6 separate regions of the Homo sapiens genome follow, and regions 2, 3, 4, 5 and 6 are each linked to region 1. The links are chromatin contacts, found by Hi-C or POLR2A ChIA-PET in ENCODE. All regions are on one chromosome and are shown on one strand. Each heading gives the region's core, a stretch centred on a gene start or an enhancer-like site at or near the end of the contact. The rest is flanking DNA. Distances are from core to core; before and after follow the strand shown. Region 1 holds the start of MIR29B2CHG (MIR29B2 and MIR29C host gene). Region 2 holds the start of TRAF3IP3 (TRAF3 interacting protein 3). Region 3 holds the start of RHEX (regulator of hemoglobinization and erythroid cell expansion). Region 4 holds the start of MIR205HG (MIR205 host gene). Region 5 overlaps RASSF5 (Ras association domain family member 5). Region 6 holds the start of IL19 (interleukin 19).

Region 1 (3,021 bases), core at 254-2,753:
GTAGGCCCAACTTTTTTTGCCTTGTTTGACCAGCCTTGGCACTGCCCTCCGGCTCTCCAGGGGAAAAGCTGCAGTTCTGCTCTTGCAACACAAGGAGCAGACTGGAGAATTTAGATCTGCGTCACAGAGCTGAGAGAGAGAGAGAGAGAGAGAGAGAGAGAGAGAGTGAGAGAGCGAGCGAGCAAGCAAGCTCCGTCGATAGGTCTGCTAGCAACAGCCGTGCTGCAGCAGAGAGAGAGAGAGAAATCAAGAAACAAGTCATAGCAACACCGGGCACCAGGTTCTGCCAGCTCACTTGCTGAGCGTTCAGAGATCTGTCAGGGCCAGAGGCCTCTGGGTAGCCTAGGCTAGGAGATGACACGCAAGGTGGCACGGGCGGTTCCCGTGGGGAGGAGGTGGGGTGGTGGTGGGGGGCAGGGGTGGGAGCAAGAGGTTGTGGGGCGACGGTGGAGGGTTTGATGGGACCAAATTCTGGAACATTCGGGACTGCGGCACCTTACGGCGGGACCAAGATTTGGGTCTGCGCAGGCGGCGATGGGTGGTCCGACGGGCTTCAGGACTTGATGGCGTAACCCCCTTCTTCCCCCACGTATGTATTTGCTGGGATCAGGGGCGCTGTCTCTGTGTATGTGGGTGCTCTGTCTTTCTCACCTTCTTTCTCGATTTTTGCTATTTATTTCTCTGAGGGAGGGTTTTTTCCCACTTTAATTTCTTTTCCCTAGTGTCAGCTGCTCAAGCCTGACCAGGGTAGAGGTGAGAGGAGTGAACCATCCCCTGCTTCCCACCTGACCTCCCAGCTTTTACCCTATTTCCTTCTAGTGGACAGACAGACTGGTTCTCCAAGTTGTTTGGGTGTCAGCGTCCATCTGTCTGTCCGTGCAGGTCTTATGTGGAAGGTAAGGGAGTGAGAAGTGCCGAAAGGAAGACAGAGGGACAGTTTTTTCCCAGGGGTTGCCTTATTGAAAGGTCTGGCCCTGGGATTCTGAGGCTGGTGGGGAGCCGAGTGGCCAGGGTGGGGTGTGGGCTGGGAGAAGTGGGGTAAAGCTGGTAGGTTTGTCACTGCGTAGTTGGGAAAAGTGGGGAATGGTGACGCAGTCACTGTTGCATCTGGTTAGGAGCTCTATGGGGACAGGTAGTGAGGCTCCTGGGGTCTCTGTGGCCAGCTGAGAGGGGTTAAGGATGAGCTAAGAAGGGAAGCTAGCATTTAGAGATTAAATGTCATCCTTTTGGCGTTGGAAAGTTGTTTACCTTGCGCTCTCTGTGTCTCCATGTTGGCTCCCTTCCAGTTCACATGTGATGGCCTTCCCTGTACTGCTGCATCATTAACTAAGTGACTGAGCTGGCCTTCCATTGGCCAGGGGAGGGCTCTCCCTCCAGACACTTCCTCTGATTGGTGGGTGGGCCAATGGCAGGTGAAAAGCTTTTTTTGATTGGCTCAGGGCAGGGTATCAAATCTGAATTTGCATTTCACTTGCTTAAAGGGGAGCGGGGAGAAGCCCAGCAGCTTTCTAAAATCTCTTTAGGGGTGTGCGTAGGCTCCTGTGTCTATGCCTGCTTTTGACTGCCCAGTTGAAGCCTCTTCCTATGCCTTTTAAAATTTCACGCACTATAAGGAGGAAGAGCTCAGGGCTCCCAAAACTTTTTATTTAGAGGGAAGAATGCTAGGGAGATGGGTATGCAGAGGGTTGACCAAATTGGAAGAAAATATTTATTCTGTAGTTTGGTGTTGGAAAAGGGAATTTTCCAATCAGCCACACCTCAGTGTTGCGGCAAAATAATTCTTGGCTCCCCTGGAAACGCATGGGCAAGGTAGGGCAGAGCTGCTGCTGCTGATACTGCCACCACCCTGGGCTTCCTGCTGACTCTGGGCTACTCCCTGGGGACAACAGATTTGCATTGACGTCCGGGGCTGTCCAGAGGCCCTCAAGAGCCAGTTGTGAGCTGAGCCCAGTATGGGAAAGATCTACCTTCTGGAAGCTACTACTACGTGGTGCTTGGAAAGGTGAGGATGGGGGACTGACCCCAGGAAATTGCTCGAAACTCCGCATCTGGTGGGATTTCCAGAAAAGTCAGTGGGAGACGGGAGGTTTGGAGGCCCCGGGTTAGAAAGGTTTGTCAGTCTAGGGAATGAGGAGAATCAGAATAAAACTAGGGCAGCAGGCTGTCCGCCTTTGGTTGGGGGAGGGAGGCCTCGAAAAATCAGGGTCCCGGCTCTCTAACCTGTCTTTGTCGCAGGTCTCACGTTTGTGGGGAGGGGGTTTACCAAGCCCTGCGCCATGCGCAGTGGCCCCCACCCGTGACTGCGCATCTGGAAGCGCAGTGCGCCCTGGGTCTCTGGCCTAGGACGAGCACCGCCCTTCTTATTACATAACTGAGGGCATGGCACGCGCCTTCTCGGCCCTTCCTTGCAACCCTACCTTCTTGCTCCCCAGGGCCCATAGAGCTGGGGAGGGTCTGACTGGGTAGCAGTGAAGGACTGCAATCCCTGGGAGGGCTAACTCTTGTCTAGTTACTGGCAGGAGCCAAGCTTGAGGACAAAAGTGGTGGTTTTCTAGCCTCATCTTGGGGAAGAGGCTACAGAACATCCTTCTGAGTGCCCCATACCACCTATGGCCCCTAGGGCCTCTCTGGTGGAGGGGGTGGCACCCTTCTTTCACTCATGTCCCATCTGATTTTTGAGAGGATGTTTCTGAAGGAAAAGATGTGATGATTATCGGGGGCTTGGTTGGGAGGTAGTTTTGACAGTTTACTCCCCTTGTCACTGGCTTCCCCTCTTTTCCCTGGGTGGGTTTATGATCTTTCTGGACTCCTCTGATGAGCTGCCATTTTGGAGCCATTTCTGCTGGTCTCCGACATGGTGGCGTTGGTTTTTCTGTCCTGCTGTGCCAGTTCCGCAGAGTGGGCGGGGGGCGGGGGCTATGACGGAGGAGGGGAAGGGGGGGCAAAAGCACAGCAGAGGCAGGCACAGTGGTGGCTGCCGCAATGAAGGTGGCTCTAGGGGCAGAGCCGCCTAGTCCCACC
Region 2 (3,021 bases), core at 282-2,781, 1.9 Mb before region 1:
CCCAGGCTGAAGTCACATTTACTTCTGACCTCTGGGTTTGGGCTATAAGGAGAAAGGCTTCTCTGTGGTCTGGACATAATTGCCATCCCAATTACACCAAGCCGAAAGGTAAGGAAGAGATGGGGTCTGCCTGTGTCACACATAAGGTGTGAGGTCCCCTCCCTGTTTGGCTCAGCTTCCCCACAGGTTTTGTAGTGGAGGCAGAACATTGAGAATCCTCCTACCTTCTTGCCGCGAAGAGGAAAGGGCTGTGGGGGAGAAGACAGTGCCTGAGATGAGGTCTCTCTGGGCTCTCCACCCAGGCCACCAACCTTAGTCCACTGAAACACACAGCTGCTCTGCTCTCTGCTTCCTTGGGGCAGACATGGAGCCTTCTTACCCAAGAAAGGAGCTGCAGTGGAAATGGCTCCTTAGAGAGGGGAGTGTTCCCAGATGCCTTGGCTACCACACCTGCTAGGATTTGGTGCAGCATGCTGCATAGAACCCTACCCAGGTTTCTGGGATATCTGGACCCTACTGACTTGCTTGAAAACAAGAAGGTATGTGGGACGGCTGACAGGGGTAGGCTGCTAAAGAAAAGGGAACTGGTCCCTGTAGGGTTCAAAGAAAGATCACTTGGCCACTGCCCAGGCTTTCTGGCATCTCTCAGGTTCCCCCCTGGCAGCATGACTGGGCTCACTTAGAGCTTGGAGGAAGAAGGTTTACTGGCTGGGAAGGCTCAGCCTGGTCTCTCAGGCTGCAGAGAGAGAACAGGGCATGGCTCCTCACCTGACTGTGGCTTGACATGCCTTTCTGAGTCTCGCTTTTACTTCCTGGCCATGTTTGTAATGGAGACAATGAATGGCTTCCTGCATGGGTTGGCCTTCCTGGCCCAGAGCTCTCAGTGTGAACTGAGGGGAGAGGGGCCTGCGCTTAAGCTGCTGGGAAGGCAGTCTTGTGTTCAGGGATCCCTGCTTTGAAGAAAACTGTAAAAGGTCATTTAATTCATGCCCATATCACTGGGTAGCCTGAACTCTAAGTCGTTTGACTCACTCCTAATCTAATGTAATCTAATCTACTGGAACAGAGGAGTGGTGCAAGCTGTACCCTGTGCCATGGCTAGCGCCACAGGAAACCAATACAGGATACTTTCTTGGTTACCCAAACCCCTGACACCCTTAAACTATGCCACCCACTCTCCACCCAGGGGAGCTGGGATGGTAGAGCATCTTCTGCCCTACCCCGAAGTTGGAGTTCCCAAACCTGGACACAAAAGCATCCTCCTTCTCAGTTACCTCCTAGTCCCAGGCTCCAACTCAAGCCACTCGGGAAAGCATTCCAGTCCTGGGCAGATCTTGGCTCTGGTCTCAGATGGAGCAAGACAGCAGATGGGTAAAGCACACGCTTTCAATCCATAGGTCTGGGCCCCATTAACACGTCCCTTCTTGGTACCGTCTTTCTTTTTGCACAGCAGCCTTGCTGAAACAGGAAACAGACAAAGCCACAAGGTTCGCAAACCCCAGTTCCTCTCTCTTGCTCTCTGGTATCATCTAAGTGGGCCCCTGAACTCTGAGGCCTCCAGGGCTGGGCTCAGGAGCTCCTCCCATCAGTAGGCACCCCGGCCACCCTTTCTCTTGCTACTGGATTGGTCGGAGCTCTTGGACAGTTTCAAGTCAAGATTCCTTTCCATGATTAGAAAAGGATAGTCCTCTGGGTCAGATTCAGACCTTTGTGGTTTCTATGAGAGGGAAAAAAATGCCTTTTTGGTGGTAAGACCTAGATGAGATGTTCTCAGTGTAGGCTTTCATGTGTATCAGGTAGTTCTTTGTGTAAGGATTTTCCTTTTTCTTTAGCCACCTCTTCCCAATCCTGGTGTTGTAAAGAGTTTCTGCTCTTCTGAAGTAGGTGGTGTCTTTCTCAGATTCTGGAATGAGACCAACTCTGGATTTGCTCCTTTCTGGAGCAATGAGGAGGGAGTGTAAAGGTGGGTAGCTGGGGGATGAAGGAAGGAATAGAAGGCAGAGTCTTCTACACATTTTTTTATCTGGTCAACCGGACTAGGAAATTTAGGGAAAAACTAAAGGGAACTGATTTGCATGCATTAAGATGAAGCCATCACAAATGATGCAGCCAGGAAATTCCCAAGAAGTTCAGGCTAAAATAGTGGAGAGGAAACTGGATTGGGACAAGTTAACTGAGCAGCTTTGTAACCTTGTAAAATTCACCTTGTCTGGATGCTACTCACTGTGGTAGTTGGGTGATGTATGTGGCTCTTTGGAATTCTAAGGTTTGACACATGTGAGGCAGGTAATGAGACTTAAAAATAGCTGTGATAACATTTATTAACATGTGGAGAGTTTGTCACCATTTTCTCTGCTTCTGCTTCTTTCTCTGTTCTTTGAGGAGAAAAAGGACAAGGAATCGGCAGGGAAAAGCAGAGGATGGATTCTCAAGCACTAGGACTGAAGACAAGTGGCATTTACTCAGGATGAGAGACAACAGCTCAAGGCCCTGTGTCTGGAGCTTGACACATAGAGATGGGAATGAGTAGAGGACAGAGGGCTTGGGGAGCCCAAGATGTCAGAAAAAGAGAATTTTGGCCGGGCACAGTGGCTCACACCTGTAATCCCAGCACTTTGGGAGGTCCAGGTGGGTGGATCACTTGAGGTCAAGAGTTCAAGACTAGCCTGGCCAACATGGTGAAACCCCATCTCTACCAAAAATATAAAAAATTAGCCGGATGTCATGGCATGTGCCTGTAAACCCAGCTACTTGGGAGGCTGAGGCACAAGAATCGCTTGAACCTGGGAGGCAGAGGTTGCAGTGAGCCAAGAATGTGCCACTGCACTCTAGCCTGGGCGACAGAGTGAGACGGAGTTTCACTCTTGTTGCCTAAGCTGGAGTGCAATTGCGCGATCTCGGTTCACTGCAACCTCCGCCTCCCAGGTTCAAGCAATTCTCCTGCCTCAGCCTCCTGAGTAGCTGGGATTACAGGCATACGCCACCATGCCTGGATAATTTTTTGTATTTAGTAGAAATGGG
Region 3 (3,021 bases), core at 272-2,771, 1.8 Mb after region 1:
CATAAGGTAAGATTTTATAGACTCTTTTTAACCTTTTATAATTTTTGTTAAAGAGCAGGTTGATGCTTTAAGAAAAACCTGTGGCATTTTTTACTTTAATGTCCAGTTCACAGAAAAACTGGATGATACCTTTTTAACTTTAGCTAATATGTTTACACACAGAATTTTCTTTATAATTAACGTTTTAAAACTTGCTTAAACTTTTAAAACAATAATTGTTTTTAACCTTTTAATGTAGGTAAAAATCCACATTCTTATGCCCCTTTATAATCTTTTTACCAAAGGTATGTTTTACTTTTCTTATACACCTTGCACATAAACTGTTTTTTTAATAGTACTCAGGAGGCCTTATTACTTTTAAATTATACAACATTTTTTGCATAAATTTTTTTATAACATTTTTTCTTTCACGACTTTTGCCGACAATTCTTCAATGTGTCTCAACTTTCTGACTTATTACAAACATTTTTTTTCTTTAAACACCAGTTAGTTTATTTCAGGACAAGAATTTACCATATAACACTCTTTTTACATAAATTCTGTCTCCCCCCACTTTTTTTTTTTTTTGAAGATAACCATTCCTTTTTTTTTTTTTTAAAGCAAACTTTCTTTATGCCTTTGGACTAGACTGTCTAAGGCCACAAGATTAGAAGTTACCATAATACATGTTACACTGTTAACTTTAAGCAAACTTCACTTTTGTTGAAAACCTTGTAAGTTTGGGATTTCAATTATCCTTTGCTATTAAGACCTTGTTTAGTCTAAATTAACTTAGAATTGGTATAGATGGCCTTTTTTTCTCTCTACTGGTCTTTCCTTGCCTCTGCCAGCCGCTTATGCTGCTGTTCTCTTAACTACGTTGGCGGGGCAAGGGGGTATAAAAGCAGCTGTAACTTTCTATGTATGGAAACTGGTCTGGGTGCCTTGGCTTACGGGTTACCTTGTGTCATACCTTTGAAACAAGGGACCTGTCCAGGCTTCCTTCTGATGGCCAACCCACCTCTAATGCTGGCCAGTCTATTTCACACAAAGTTCTAAGTTTTCCTGGTGTCACAGTAACACTGTAATCTCCCTTAAATTCTTTCTTGAATTTTTTTTTAACATAGTTCCTAGTGGGGTGGGCTTATTTGTACCTGACCCATGCTTCTTCGAGACAAAACACCACACCCACACCACACACATGCCACAAACAAAAAAACAGGTAAAAAGGGCATACACACTCTTGCAGTTTACACCAAACCAAAATCAAAACCAAAATCAGAGTATCCAGAAATCCAAGCCAGGTCAAAACCAAAACCAAAACCAAAGTATCACACAATCTAAGTCAAGTCAAAACCAGAACAGAAGTGCCAATGCAGGCATGTCGTGGGTGATCAGGCCACACTTCCACCTAGATGGAGTGGGGCAAGTTCCAAAGACTAGTCTTACCAAGTTTCAGATGTCCGGACTCCAAGTGCCAGTTCCTTCCCGGTGTTCAGCCACTGTGTTAATCCTCCACAGGGAACTGCTACACGCTGCTCTGGTGAGGCATTCCACCGGGGCAATTTCCTACCCGGGAGTGCTCTTTGGATCGCGTCACTCGGGCTGGCCGGAGTCCGCCTCAGGGATGCTCCACAGGGGAGGCCTAAGCCGCCTAAGGGGCTGCCTCGGCTGTCCATCAGTTACCTCGTTTCCTGGTCAGGGAACCAAGAAATGTAGCAGGACGAGCCGCAGACAAAACCCCTCAGACACCAAATTGTAGAAGGAAGGGCTTTATTCAGCTGGGAGCATCAGCAGGCTACTGCCTTAAAATCCGAGCTCCCCGAATGCACAATTTCCGTCCCTTTTAAGGGCTCACAATACTAAAGATTTCACATGAAAGGGTCATGATTGATTTGAGCAAGCAGGCGGTATGTGACAGGGGCTGCATGCACCGGTGGTCAGAGAGAAACAGAACAGGGCAGGGAGTTTCACAATGTTCTTCTATACAATGTCTGGAATCTATGAATAACATCAGTTTCTAAGTTATGAGTTGATTTTTAACTACTGGGTTTAGGCCAGGCAGGCCCAGGCCTGGTTTCGGGCCTGGCGCCGGACTGCCTGTCTTTGGTTTTACTTCCTTGTTGTTTTTCCTTAAAACAGGTACTGAGTATAAAACAATATAAAACAATATGAGAGGGTCTCTCTCTTCCCTCACAGTGACCTGGGTCTCAGACACTTCCTAACTGTGATCTTAGGACAAACACTTAGCTTTTCTGAGCCTCATCTGTGAAACAGACAGAATATGAATGCCTACCTCATGGAGTTGTTTAAGAACTCAGTGATCAGACTATTATTCAACAGTAATAACGAGCCAGGCCCAGTGGCTCACGCCTATAATCTCAGCACTTTGGGAAGTCAAGGCAGGAGGACCGCCTGAGCTCAAGAGTTTGAGACCAGCCTGGGCAATATAGCTAGACCTTGTCTCTACTTTAAAAAAAAAAAATCCGAAAATTAGCTGGGTGTGCTACTGCATGCCTGTAGTCCCAGCTCCTTGAGAGGCTGAGATAGGAGAATCACTTAAGCTAGGGAAGTCGAGGCTGCAGTGAGCCATGATCACACCATTGTACTCTAGCCTGGGTGACAGAGCAAGACCCTGTCACAAAAACAAACAAAGAAACAGAAGACAGGAATAACCACCATTTGTATTGTTCTAGTTTTCAGTTGGTCTTACCTGAGCAGAGTAATTGGGTGAGATTGTTCATGGAGGCATTGCTGGCTCTCTAGTCCTGGAACCTACAGTTGGTCCAATTCATTATGCCAAAGGGTCCGTCTAGGAGGTTCTTGTTCCAAGTATTGAGATTCCCGAGAGAAGTAGGTCCCCTTAGATAGAAGCAGAGTTTCTCAGAGGTATTTAGCAGCAGCTGGTGGACACAGGACTCAGGGAGCTGGCCCCCCTCTTCCCTTCCATGTCTTTCATTCCTGCATGGGAACCTGTCAGATGGGGAGATTGTTAAAATCTCACCACTGGAGGGGAGGGCCTCAAAGGCCATGGAGACAGCA
Region 4 (3,021 bases), core at 363-2,862, 1.6 Mb before region 1:
ACAGTGTCTGCAAAAAGCAAATGGGAGGTGGCATTAATGTCAGAGAGCCCCAGAAAGGTGAGTTCTTTCCTTATCACTCTCCCCTTGCTTTACAGACCTGTAGCTGCTACAGGCAGAGACAAAAAACCATGAGTCACAACCTGTATCAGGAGACTTGACCTGCTCTGGACTCCTTGTTCAAGATTCTTCTGCCCACTATGCCTTTGCCAACTGAATCCCCCAGTGGCCTTCACCATGGTTACATGGGTCTAGAGCCAAGCACATGCACGATCAGAGAACAAACCATGCATGGGCTCGCTACAGGGTAAGTCCATCCAGTGACCACTTTCTTCCCCCCAGCTGCCCTCAGGATTACGTCCCAAGTGTCTTCATAACATTAAAACCAACTTGAACATGAGACTCAAAGAATGAAACCACGTCCTAAATTTTCCAGTACAGGTGCACCCTGCACCCCAGGACTGAAAAACCAGCCAAATCTCTGTTCTTCTAGTTGAGTAAATCTCCACAAAACCAGACAGAGCTACAATCTTGGTGCTTAAACTGCTCAGCACCCACCTTATCACACCAATTCCTATTATCAGCAGAATTTACTGCCTGGGATCCCTGGAAATCCTTGAGAAAACACCAAAGTGGCTGAGGATTGGTTTAAAATGCAGCAGGTTCAGCTATTTTAGCCTTGGAGGAAGTTGATAATTGACTTGCAGTGAATATGGCATTTTCCAGTCTCCTCTTCCTGCCCAATGAGCCCCCTGATCTAGCCACTCATCTTTGTTTTTCCAAAGTTCCCCAAATCCACAGATTTCAGACTCACCTTTAAGTACGAGTACCTGTGCCTTGAGACATCAGGACCTAGCTTTGAGTTTGCTTCAAAATAAGAATTTTTTTTTTTTGTCATAAGATAATGCAGAACAGAGAGATGGCTACAGCCATGCAGATGAGAAGAAGAAAAGAAATTTCAAATCTTGGATGTTTCTTTTGCCCCTAAGGCTTGAGGACAGGGAACAAAAAATGAGAAACACTTACCCTATATAAAGCACCCAGTTCAGCAGGCCTGTGCGGAACAGAAATGACTCCTGAGGAAAGGTGGGGGCCGGTCCTGAATAGTTGATTTCTCTCTTTAATGAAAAAGAACATGAGGCCGGATGCGGTGGCTCACGCCTGTGATCCCAACACTTTGGGAGGCCGAGGCAGGTGGATTGCTTAAGCTCAGGAGTTCAAGACCAGTCTGGGCAACATGGTGAAACCCCGCCTCTACAAAAAAATACAAAAAATTAGTCAGGCGTGGTGGTGTGCGCTTGTAGTCCCAGCTACTTGAGGGGCTGAGGCAGGAGAATCGCTTGAACCTGGGAGGTTGAGGCTGCAGTGAGCCCAAGATTGAGCCACTGCACTCCTGCCCGGGCGACAAAGTGAGACCCTGTCAGAAAAAAAAAAAAAGTAAGCAGAGGAAAGTGGAATTGAAGGAGAGGGAGTAAAGGTAGCTGGAAAAGAGAGAGTTTGGAGTATGGTTGAGAATTGAGCTGAATTTTTAGAATAGAGATTAGTAACAGACAATAAAAGAGAAACTGGTTTTTCCAAGTCAAGGGTGAGCAAGAGGGACTCAGCCCATTTCAAGGAGGTGGTACTAGTTTCACTCTTTATTTATGCACCTCTCAGCAAAGCTTCAGGTTACCTGCTGAACTCAACCAATGGAGAAAGGGCCTGGCAGCTGGTCCCACCTCTCAGAACCCACACCCCTGGGGGACCATGAATGGAGAGGTCTTTCTGCAGGCTACCCGTACTTTCTCATTGTTGTGTGAACACCAGAAAAGGGAAGTGAGGTCTTTGTCATCCCAGAGTTGGAGAGACACTGCAGGTTATCTGAGCCTTGCACCTGAAGCCTTAGTCCTCCCAGAGACCTACCTAATCGGGGAGAGGGGAATGCTAAGATTTTATCTTGTCCTAAGGAAGCTGAGTGTTTGTGTGTGTGTGTGTGTGTGTGCGCGCGTGTGTGTGCGCGCTTGCTTGCTTGAGCTTTTAGCCTGACCTGAGTTGCTGTCTCTACACAATGCACTTCGGGAATCCAGCAGAGATAGGCCAGTCCATCCAGGCAGAGCTGTAGAAAGAGGCCGGAGGGTCACAGTCGAGGCCCAGCCAGAGGCTTATCCTGGCATTTAGTACAGAGTAAGTCTGCTGCTCCCCTTGTGAGAAGCAAGTGTTTCTTTTATAATCCGAAAGGCTTTGTGACCTGCTTCCCTTTCATGTCTGGGGGTGGGGAAAAGACCACACTGCGAGGGGAAATTAAGGAAAGAGAAGGCAAGCTCATTAGTAACTTTAAAGAGGGCGGTCTATAAACTTGATTATTTTACCCCACCCCCGCTTCCATGCGCAACTTGGGCTCCGCCTCCTGCCCCTCCCCTATCTCTCGGCCCATCTTGCCAGCTTCCCCCTCCCTCGTTCCCCCTTCCAAGTGCACACCTGGAGGGCAAGGGAAGTTGAAGTCTCCTCAAATGTGCCACATTTCACCCAGGATCCTGGCCTGCTTTCCATTTGTTCTCCAGGTAAATCTAGTGTGCAGCGAAGGCAGATTCCTCTATTCTCCAGCGGAAGGGAGGGAACTGAAGAATCCAATCTATAGGACCTCTTAGTGCAGTCCTGTCCCACAGCCCTTCATGGAACTGAATCATGCCTGCCCAAAATCTCCCTAGAAATCAGCTAATCTAAACTTCTTACCGCATAGACTGGGGAACAGAAGTTTTGAAAGGTGAATTTCTGTCTTGCACAGCCAGTGCAGAGTCAAGATTCTAATCTACCTGGATCTCCCAAACCCCATTTAAAAGCCCTTTAAAACAAACCCTACACGTTGTTTTCCCCGGTTCTGGCGGACCTGAAGCTTGTCTGAACTATTCTGGATTCTTCCTGGGAGAAGAAAAGCCTCCACTGGTGAAGAAGAAAAACCAATACAGACCAATAGGAGGAGGGCAGGGAGATCTTCCACGTGATAGCTTCCTTAAGCACCGGACTCCTCCCCTAAACCGTGGAGCT
Region 5 (3,021 bases), core at 265-2,764, 1.3 Mb after region 1:
CCCACCCAGGGAGCTCCCAAAGCCAGAAGATACACAGGTGTGGGGTACCTGGTAAGTGAAGAGCAGAAGAGAAGAGAATCGAGGTCCCCAAGCTAGGACCCCTTCAAGCTCCTAGGCTGGGAGTTGGATCCAAAGCCTGATCTGACAGTGTGCAATAAGACCTGGGATTCAAGGTTTGATACTGGCATAAAATCTTTCTTCTTTTCTCCCTAAACTGCTTGGGTGGGTGGATATTATGTGTCCCAAACTGTAAGTGAAATTGCTTTATAGGGAAAAGCTGATTCTGGATAAACTATCTAAACCTGTGAAGACAGAAGGAGGGCAGGAGGGGAGGAACCAGAACAGAGAGTGAGGGATGGCCTGGACTAAGCGGCGTGTGAACAAGGATGTCTTGGGTGAGTTCCAGGTGGTCCTGGAGGAGGTCGTCTCTCTGACCCCTCCCTAGGGGAAGTCCTTATGGTTTAGAGAACTTGGCAGCCAATATCTAGAATCCCTACCAGGCCCATGAGAAACTAGTAAAAAGGGTCTGTTCCCATGCAAAGAGGCAAGGGACTCTCAGCAGGGAAGATAAGGACACTCACATGACAAGGGTGTTTGTTGAGAAGGACAGGATGAAGTACCTGAGTCTGATGATTGAAATGACTTGGCCATAACCTCTTAGTGGCTTGAGCTGGATGGGAAGGGAGGACTTCATTTACAGTTAGTGCTGTGTGTCTTCCCTTACATCATGTGCCATCAAGATCTCAAAGGGCCTTGAAATAAGAGTTCAGCTTGTGGTGATGAGACTAGCAGAGAAAGCTCTGAGCAGGACCCAGGGGGCCTGACTCCTTGAATCTGTCTCTACTGAGCTGTGTGACTGGGGGCAAATCCTCTTCCCTCTCTAGACTTCAGTTTCCAGCCTAGGAACCTCTTAGGAATCTGTGACACATTCTCTTCTTGCATTCCAATTGGGGTAAGCAGTCAATTACCAAATATTTCCTAAACAGGTGGTTCCTAGATTGCAGCATATATGAGAATCACCTGGGAAAAGTATTAGAAAAGCAGAATCCAGGGTCCCATCTCCAAAGATTCAGGAGCCAGTAGCTCTGGAGTAGGGCCCCTGAAACTCCATTCTCAAAGAGTAGTTCTGGTGCAGGTGGTTGAGGCCACCTTGATGCAACACTGAAGGTTTCAGATGCTACAGAGAAACCAGAGAAGTGCTGAGTGAGGAAAAGCACCCGTCCTCAAGAGATTTCCAGTTTAGATGGGGGAGACAGGACCCAATCCCAAGAACAGAATATCCTCAGTGACAGATGAGAGAGAGGTACAAGGTCAAAGAAACAGGTCATGTCCTTTACCAAGCAGTTATGAGCAGAGCTTCCCAGGTGCCTGGCGCAGAAACGGTGGCAGGAGGCATGTGTGGCAGAGACAGCTAAATGCTCACCACAACCTGCTTCCTTTTCTACCAGGGCTCACAGCTGTACTTCACTTCCCAACCTCCCCTGTGGTTAGGTGTGGCCACGTGACTGAGTTCCAGCCAATGGCCCGTGGTTGCAAGAAACACCCACCATTTCCGGGTCTGGCCCACAAGCTTCCCATGTGTTATCCTGATCCCCACCTGCCAATCTAACTTTTTTAAGTAAAGGGGGAAATAAACCTCTGATTATATTCAATGACTGAAAAGCAGGGGTTGTTTCAAGTTAGTCCATCCTGATTGTACAGGATGCAAGAGAGAAGATGCAGCAATTCAACCCAAGCAGTATTTGGTCAATACTGGCTTTTTTTTTTTGAGACAGAGACTCGTTCTGTCGCCCAGGCTGGAGTGCAGTGGCACGATCTTGGCTTACTGCAAGCTCCGCCTCCCGGGTTCACACCATTCTCCTGCCTCAGCCTCCCAAGTAGTTAGCCTGCCACCACGCCTGGCTAATTTTTTCTATTTTTCAGTAGAGATGGGGTTTCACCAGGTTAGCCAGGATGGTCTGGATCTCCTGACCTCGTGATCCGCCCGTCTCGGCCTCCCAAAGTGCTGGGATTACAGGCATGAGCCACCACGCCCGGCCAATACTGGCTTTTGTAACCAAGTACTTGATGTTGTTGGACCTGAAGGAGATGCGAGTTCTGATCTTATAGGACGGACAATACTGGGAAGGGCCAGAGGAGGCAGCGGGCAGTGAATCCCACGAGTGTGGAGTTCGGACGGCATCTCTAAATGAGGCTATCTGGAGGCTGTGCCAGTCTGAAATCTCTTCTGGGACTAGTCTTGGGCCATGTAAGCCTTTGAGACAGCACATAAAAAACAGTCAAATGGGCCAGTGGTTCCAAAGATTCTAGTTTTATTTTTATTGCTGAAATTTGGAGCTAACTTATTTTTAGTAATCTTTTCTTTTCTCTCATGCCGAGGTGGTGAGGGGCAGGTGCCATGCCTGAGGCCTGGGTGTGCCTGCTGCTAGCAGAGAGATGGGGACCTCCCCAACTGTCCCAGGGCTGTGGGGTTGGCTAGTGCCCCTGGAGTACCACAGGGATCCTGTCCAGGGAGGAGCTGACTGGCCAGGCAGGAGGAGATGGAACAATTACAGGCAGGGAACAGGGAGCAGTGTAGGATCTGACCTCCAGGACCCTCTTCCTCTTGCATCTTCCTTGAAGAAAAAGAATTCAATGGTGTCACTGTAGACCCAAGAAAGCCTAGGCAGATGGGGGCATGGGAGTGTGTTTTCTATGTACTTAAGTATAATATTTAACTATAGGCCGGGTGCGGTGGCTCACTCCTGTAATCCCAGCACCTTGGGAGGCCGAGGTAGGGGTTCACCTGAGGTCAGGAGTTCAAGACCTGGCCAACATTGTGAAACCCTGTCTCTACTCAAAAAAAAAAACACAAAACTTAGCTGGGTGTGGTGGTGGGTGCCTGTAATCTCAGCTACTCAGGAGGCTGAGGCAGGAGAATTGCTTGAACCTGGGAGGCAGAGGTTGCAGTGAGCCGAGATCGCGTCATTGTACTCCAGCCTGGGCAACAAGAGCAAAACTCCATCTCAAAAAAAAAAAAAA
Region 6 (3,021 bases), core at 250-2,749, 1.1 Mb after region 1:
TGTGAGTATGATTCCTTCCTGTCCTTTCTCTCTTCCTGGGACTGCCTGAACTAGACATTCTCCTGGAACTATAAGAACCCTCCTCCTGCGCCTCCACCTCCATCCCCAACACCTATTCCCCCAAACTTAAATTCTTAAGAGAATCCTAGATCAAGCCATGGGTTTGGTGAGTTAAGCTAAGCCAGATGATACAGTAAATGTGCAGGAAACCTGCCTTATAAAGTAAATGCGTTCTCTCTCGTGCTGAGAAACTTATAAGATCCTGCTGGCGCTCTATACTTTATTGGCTAGGAGAAGTAAAGAAATGTCTGATTCGAGGTGAAGATGCTCCCCATGCCTTGCAGCAGGGAAATTTAAATTGCCTCTGCTTAGAGCGTTTCCAGACCTGAAAGACCAGTGGTTTAGGGAAGCACTCTACATGAGGGAAACCTGCATTAGAAGGAGCTTCTTAATCCCTGGGATCTTTCCAAGCTAAACTGGATGTCTACAGTGGGGAGAAAGAAAAGCAGAGAACAGGACATGAGGGGGGCTCAAGGCCCCGAAGGGTTGACATAGGTGTCCCTTAAAGCCGAATGTAGCTCCGCAGAAAGAAGACCAGGACTGAGTCAAGCTTCTGCTTTCCCTTCAAAATCGGCCAGATTTTTTAAATAACTTGACTCTGAGGAGGAGGACCTGATTTAAGTGATGGTCCCATCACTGTTGAATCCTCTGTTTTTAAAACTCCCCTTTTGATTTTTTTGGGCCAGAGCCAATTTTATTTAAAAAAAAAAATCTCTAAATGAAAGGGCATCAAAAAGACCGCATTTCAGTTATTTCCCCAAACCTCAAGTTCATTCTCCTTTTGTTCTTCCTGCAGCAAATGAAGGATCAGCTGGACAACTTGTTGTTAAAGGAGTCCTTGCTGGAGGACTTTAAGGTGAGAGCAGGGGCGGGGTGCTGGGGGAGTGTGCAGCATGATTAAGGGAAGGGAGACTCTGCTTCCTGATTGCAGGGAATTGGGTTTGTTTCCTTCGCTTTGAAAAGGAGAAGTGGGAAGATGTTAACTCAGCACATCCAGCAGCCAGAGGGTTTACAAAGGGCTCAGTCCCTTCGGGGAGGCTTCTGGTGAAGGAGGATCGCTAGAACCAAGCTGTCCTCTTAAGCTAGTTGCAGCAGCCCCTCCTCCCAGCCACCTCCGCCAATCTCTCACTCACCTTTGGCTCCTGCCCTTAGGGTTACCTGGGTTGCCAAGCCTTGTCTGAGATGATCCAGTTTTACCTGGAGGAGGTGATGCCCCAAGCTGAGAACCAAGACCCAGACATCAAGGCGCATGTGAACTCCCTGGGGGAGAACCTGAAGACCCTCAGGCTGAGGCTACGGCGCTGTGTAAGTAGCAGATCAGTTTTTTCCCTTGCAGCTGCCCCCAAAATACCATCTCCTACAGACCAGCAGGGACACTCACATCCACAGACACAGCAAAGACACAGACTGGCAGAGCTAGCTGTAAATGAGGAAAGACTCCTGGAGTCAGATCTCTTGCTCATTTCTCTTTGAGCAGGCGTTGGGGGTGGCTGCTAGGCATTTACATGTGAAATTTGCAAACAGCTTTCCTGTTATTTGTGAGTCATTTGTGGGTTATTAACTACTCCCCTCTCTCTTCATAAAAGGAGCCCAGAGCTTCAGTCAGGCCTCCACTGCCTCTTTGTAACTAGACCCTGGGCGGGGAGCTAAGGTTCCCAAGCAGAGGAAACATCATTCACCTCTTTTAATCTCAATGTTTTGAAAGCAAAGCTCTAAGAAGGGCCCAATTGACTGACAGGATTTCCCCTGGCATTTTAGAAGGGACAAGGGGGCTATTCATCCCCAGGCTAGTGTCTATGAGTAATTCCTCCAGGTAATTTATTTCTCCAACTGAAATGATGCCCTCACTACTAATGGTTTCCCCTGTTCTGTCACCAATATTGGAAAATCAGTTGGTGTCTATTTGTAGGACAAGGCTATGTGAAGGGTTTGGTCCCAGTAGCTTCCCTCCTCAGATGCTTAGAAGTGTTCCTCGGTGGCTGTGACTGACGGGGAGGAACAGGAGAGAGAGGCAGAAAAGGACAGGCTGAAGAATGCCTCGCTCAGCACTGCAGGAGATACTGTAGAGTTCTGGGGGAGGAAGGAATCCCAAGACCTGGGTTGTCATCCAAGCCTTGCAAACATCTTGGAGTGAGTCCTGGAGAAATACATTTAACTCCCAGGGCCATGGAAGCAGGGCTCAGTTCTCTCTGGGAGCTGTGAGGCAAGGCATTTGGATAAATCTGGCCTCCTCATGATGCCACCAGCTTGTCCCCTAAGTGTGATGGACATGGAGCTGGAAGCCAGGATCACCAACACTTTCTCTTTTCTTCCACAGCATCGATTTCTTCCCTGTGAAAACAAGAGCAAGGCCGTGGAGCAGGTGAAGAATGCCTTTAATAAGGTGAGCTTGGATGGTGGCAGAGAGGGTCTGCAGAGCACAACCCATGCCCACTCCCCAACCCCAAAGCATGGAAGGTGGTGGGGACTCAATAGGCCCCATTCTTCATTGGAGAGAGTGTGGGAACCTGACAGATGGTATGACCTGCTCAGCCAGTGAGGAGCTGCTGCCTTGATTGTATTTGTTTTCTGTTAAGTGTCTTTGGGGGTTTCTAAATGACTGCTCGCTGCCTTTGCAGGCTTGCGGGTTAGGCTGGCCGGCCAGCCTGTGAACACAGTGAGCTGCATGCTGGGGAGAGTGACAAAGGAAACAGAAAGTACAGAAAGTAGCTTGTTGGGAATCTAGGCTGAACCCACACGTGCAGGAAGCTGGCACATAAATGTGCACATACAAATACACCTGGGGGTTCAGCCCAGACTCCCCAGAACTCAGAATGAGCAGGAAGCTGGATTCTCACTTAACCTGGAGTTGGTTCAAGCCCGCTTTCCATCTGCCCTTCGCACCTGCGGAGGTGCCTGAGAATGTCAGTTCCCAAACGAAATGGGGTTTCACACTTCCAACTGTGCGTGAACTTTTTCAGT

The links. A loop is a pair of places that touch in the nucleus more often than their neighbours do. ChIA-PET counts read pairs that join two places held with the same protein, here RNA polymerase II (POLR2A). Pooled maps may share reads with other maps.
Region 2: a pooled map shows a loop between it and region 1 (13-fold over the local background). The contact joins the promoter of TRAF3IP3 here to the promoter of MIR29B2CHG in region 1. A Hi-C loop is called at or near these places in 8 of 37 single-sample maps with no recorded cell type and 9 of 50 pooled maps. POLR2A ChIA-PET finds 5 or more read pairs at or near these places in 1 of 52 experiments (CD4-positive, alpha-beta T cell).
Region 3: a pooled map shows a loop between it and region 1 (35-fold over the local background). The contact joins the promoter of RHEX here to the promoter of MIR29B2CHG in region 1. A Hi-C loop is called at or near these places in 4 of 37 single-sample maps with no recorded cell type and 5 of 50 pooled maps.
Region 4: a map of PC-9 shows a loop between it and region 1 (4-fold over the local background). The contact joins the promoter of MIR205HG here to the promoter of MIR29B2CHG in region 1. A Hi-C loop is called at or near these places in 1 of 168 maps with a recorded cell type or tissue (PC-9). POLR2A ChIA-PET finds 5 or more read pairs at or near these places in 1 of 52 experiments (PC-9).
Region 5: a loop to region 1 is called in a pooled map, with 6 times the contacts of the local background. The contact joins the enhancer-like site here to the promoter of MIR29B2CHG in region 1. A Hi-C loop is called at or near these places in 1 of 168 maps with a recorded cell type or tissue (naive thymus-derived CD4-positive, alpha-beta T cell) and 9 of 50 pooled maps. POLR2A ChIA-PET finds 5 or more read pairs at or near these places in 1 of 52 experiments (activated naive CD8-positive, alpha-beta T cell).
Region 6: a map with no recorded cell type shows a loop between it and region 1 (8-fold over the local background). The contact joins the promoter of IL19 here to the promoter of MIR29B2CHG in region 1. A Hi-C loop is called at or near these places in 1 of 37 single-sample maps with no recorded cell type and 2 of 50 pooled maps. POLR2A ChIA-PET finds 5 or more read pairs at or near these places in 1 of 52 experiments (GM12878).

Annotation. Positions count from the first base shown.
Region 1 is chr1:207,821,185-207,824,205 of GRCh38, reverse strand. It overlaps MIR29B2CHG (MIR29B2 and MIR29C host gene), which reads left to right and starts at 1,503. Exons shown (of 6, transcript NR_135299.1): 1 at 1,503-2,002. LOC148696 (a long non-coding RNA gene) reads right to left here. Exons shown (of 1, transcript NR_026817.1): 1 at 1,610-3,021. RefSeq lists a silencer at 1,313-1,492 and an enhancer at 1,633-1,812.
Region 2 is chr1:209,754,563-209,757,583 of GRCh38, reverse strand. It overlaps TRAF3IP3 (TRAF3 interacting protein 3), which reads right to left and starts at 1,531. Exons shown (of 17, transcript NM_025228.4): 1 at 1,275-1,531. RefSeq lists enhancers at 959-1,368, 1,649-1,808.
Region 3 is chr1:206,051,673-206,054,693 of GRCh38, reverse strand. It overlaps RHEX (regulator of hemoglobinization and erythroid cell expansion), which reads right to left and starts at 1,521. Exons shown (of 6, transcript NM_001007544.4): 1 at 1,429-1,521. LOC105372857 (a long non-coding RNA gene) reads left to right here. Exons shown (of 3, transcript XR_922473.3): 3 at 1-1,251. RefSeq lists enhancers at 1,406-1,465, 1,886-2,125.
Region 4 is chr1:209,427,411-209,430,431 of GRCh38, reverse strand. MIR205HG (MIR205 host gene) reads right to left here and starts at 1,612. Exons shown (of 4, transcript NR_145437.1): 1 at 1,344-1,612; 2 at 1,024-1,251; 3 at 1-7. RefSeq lists an enhancer at 1,691-2,614.
Region 5 is chr1:206,561,669-206,564,689 of GRCh38, reverse strand. All of the region lies in intron 2 of RASSF5 (Ras association domain family member 5), which reads right to left. LOC124904494 (a long non-coding RNA gene) reads right to left here. Exons shown (of 2, transcript XR_007066831.1): 2 at 2,296-3,021. Among named protein-coding and RNA genes, the nearest start is that of EIF2D, 49 kb to the left of the region's middle. Within about 2 kb of position 1,514, at least 9 of the 41 ENCODE cell types and tissues checked have a DNase peak (open chromatin) inside an H3K27ac peak, as active enhancers do.
Region 6 is chr1:206,769,251-206,772,271 of GRCh38, reverse strand. It overlaps IL19 (interleukin 19), which reads right to left and starts at 1,499. Exons shown (of 7, transcript NM_153758.5): 1 at 1,194-1,499. IL10 (interleukin 10) reads left to right here. Exons shown (of 5, transcript NM_000572.3): 1 at 1; 2 at 857-916; 3 at 1,213-1,365; 4 at 2,378-2,443. RefSeq lists cis regulatory regions at 1-67, 1-149 and enhancers at 1,149-1,338, 2,899-3,008.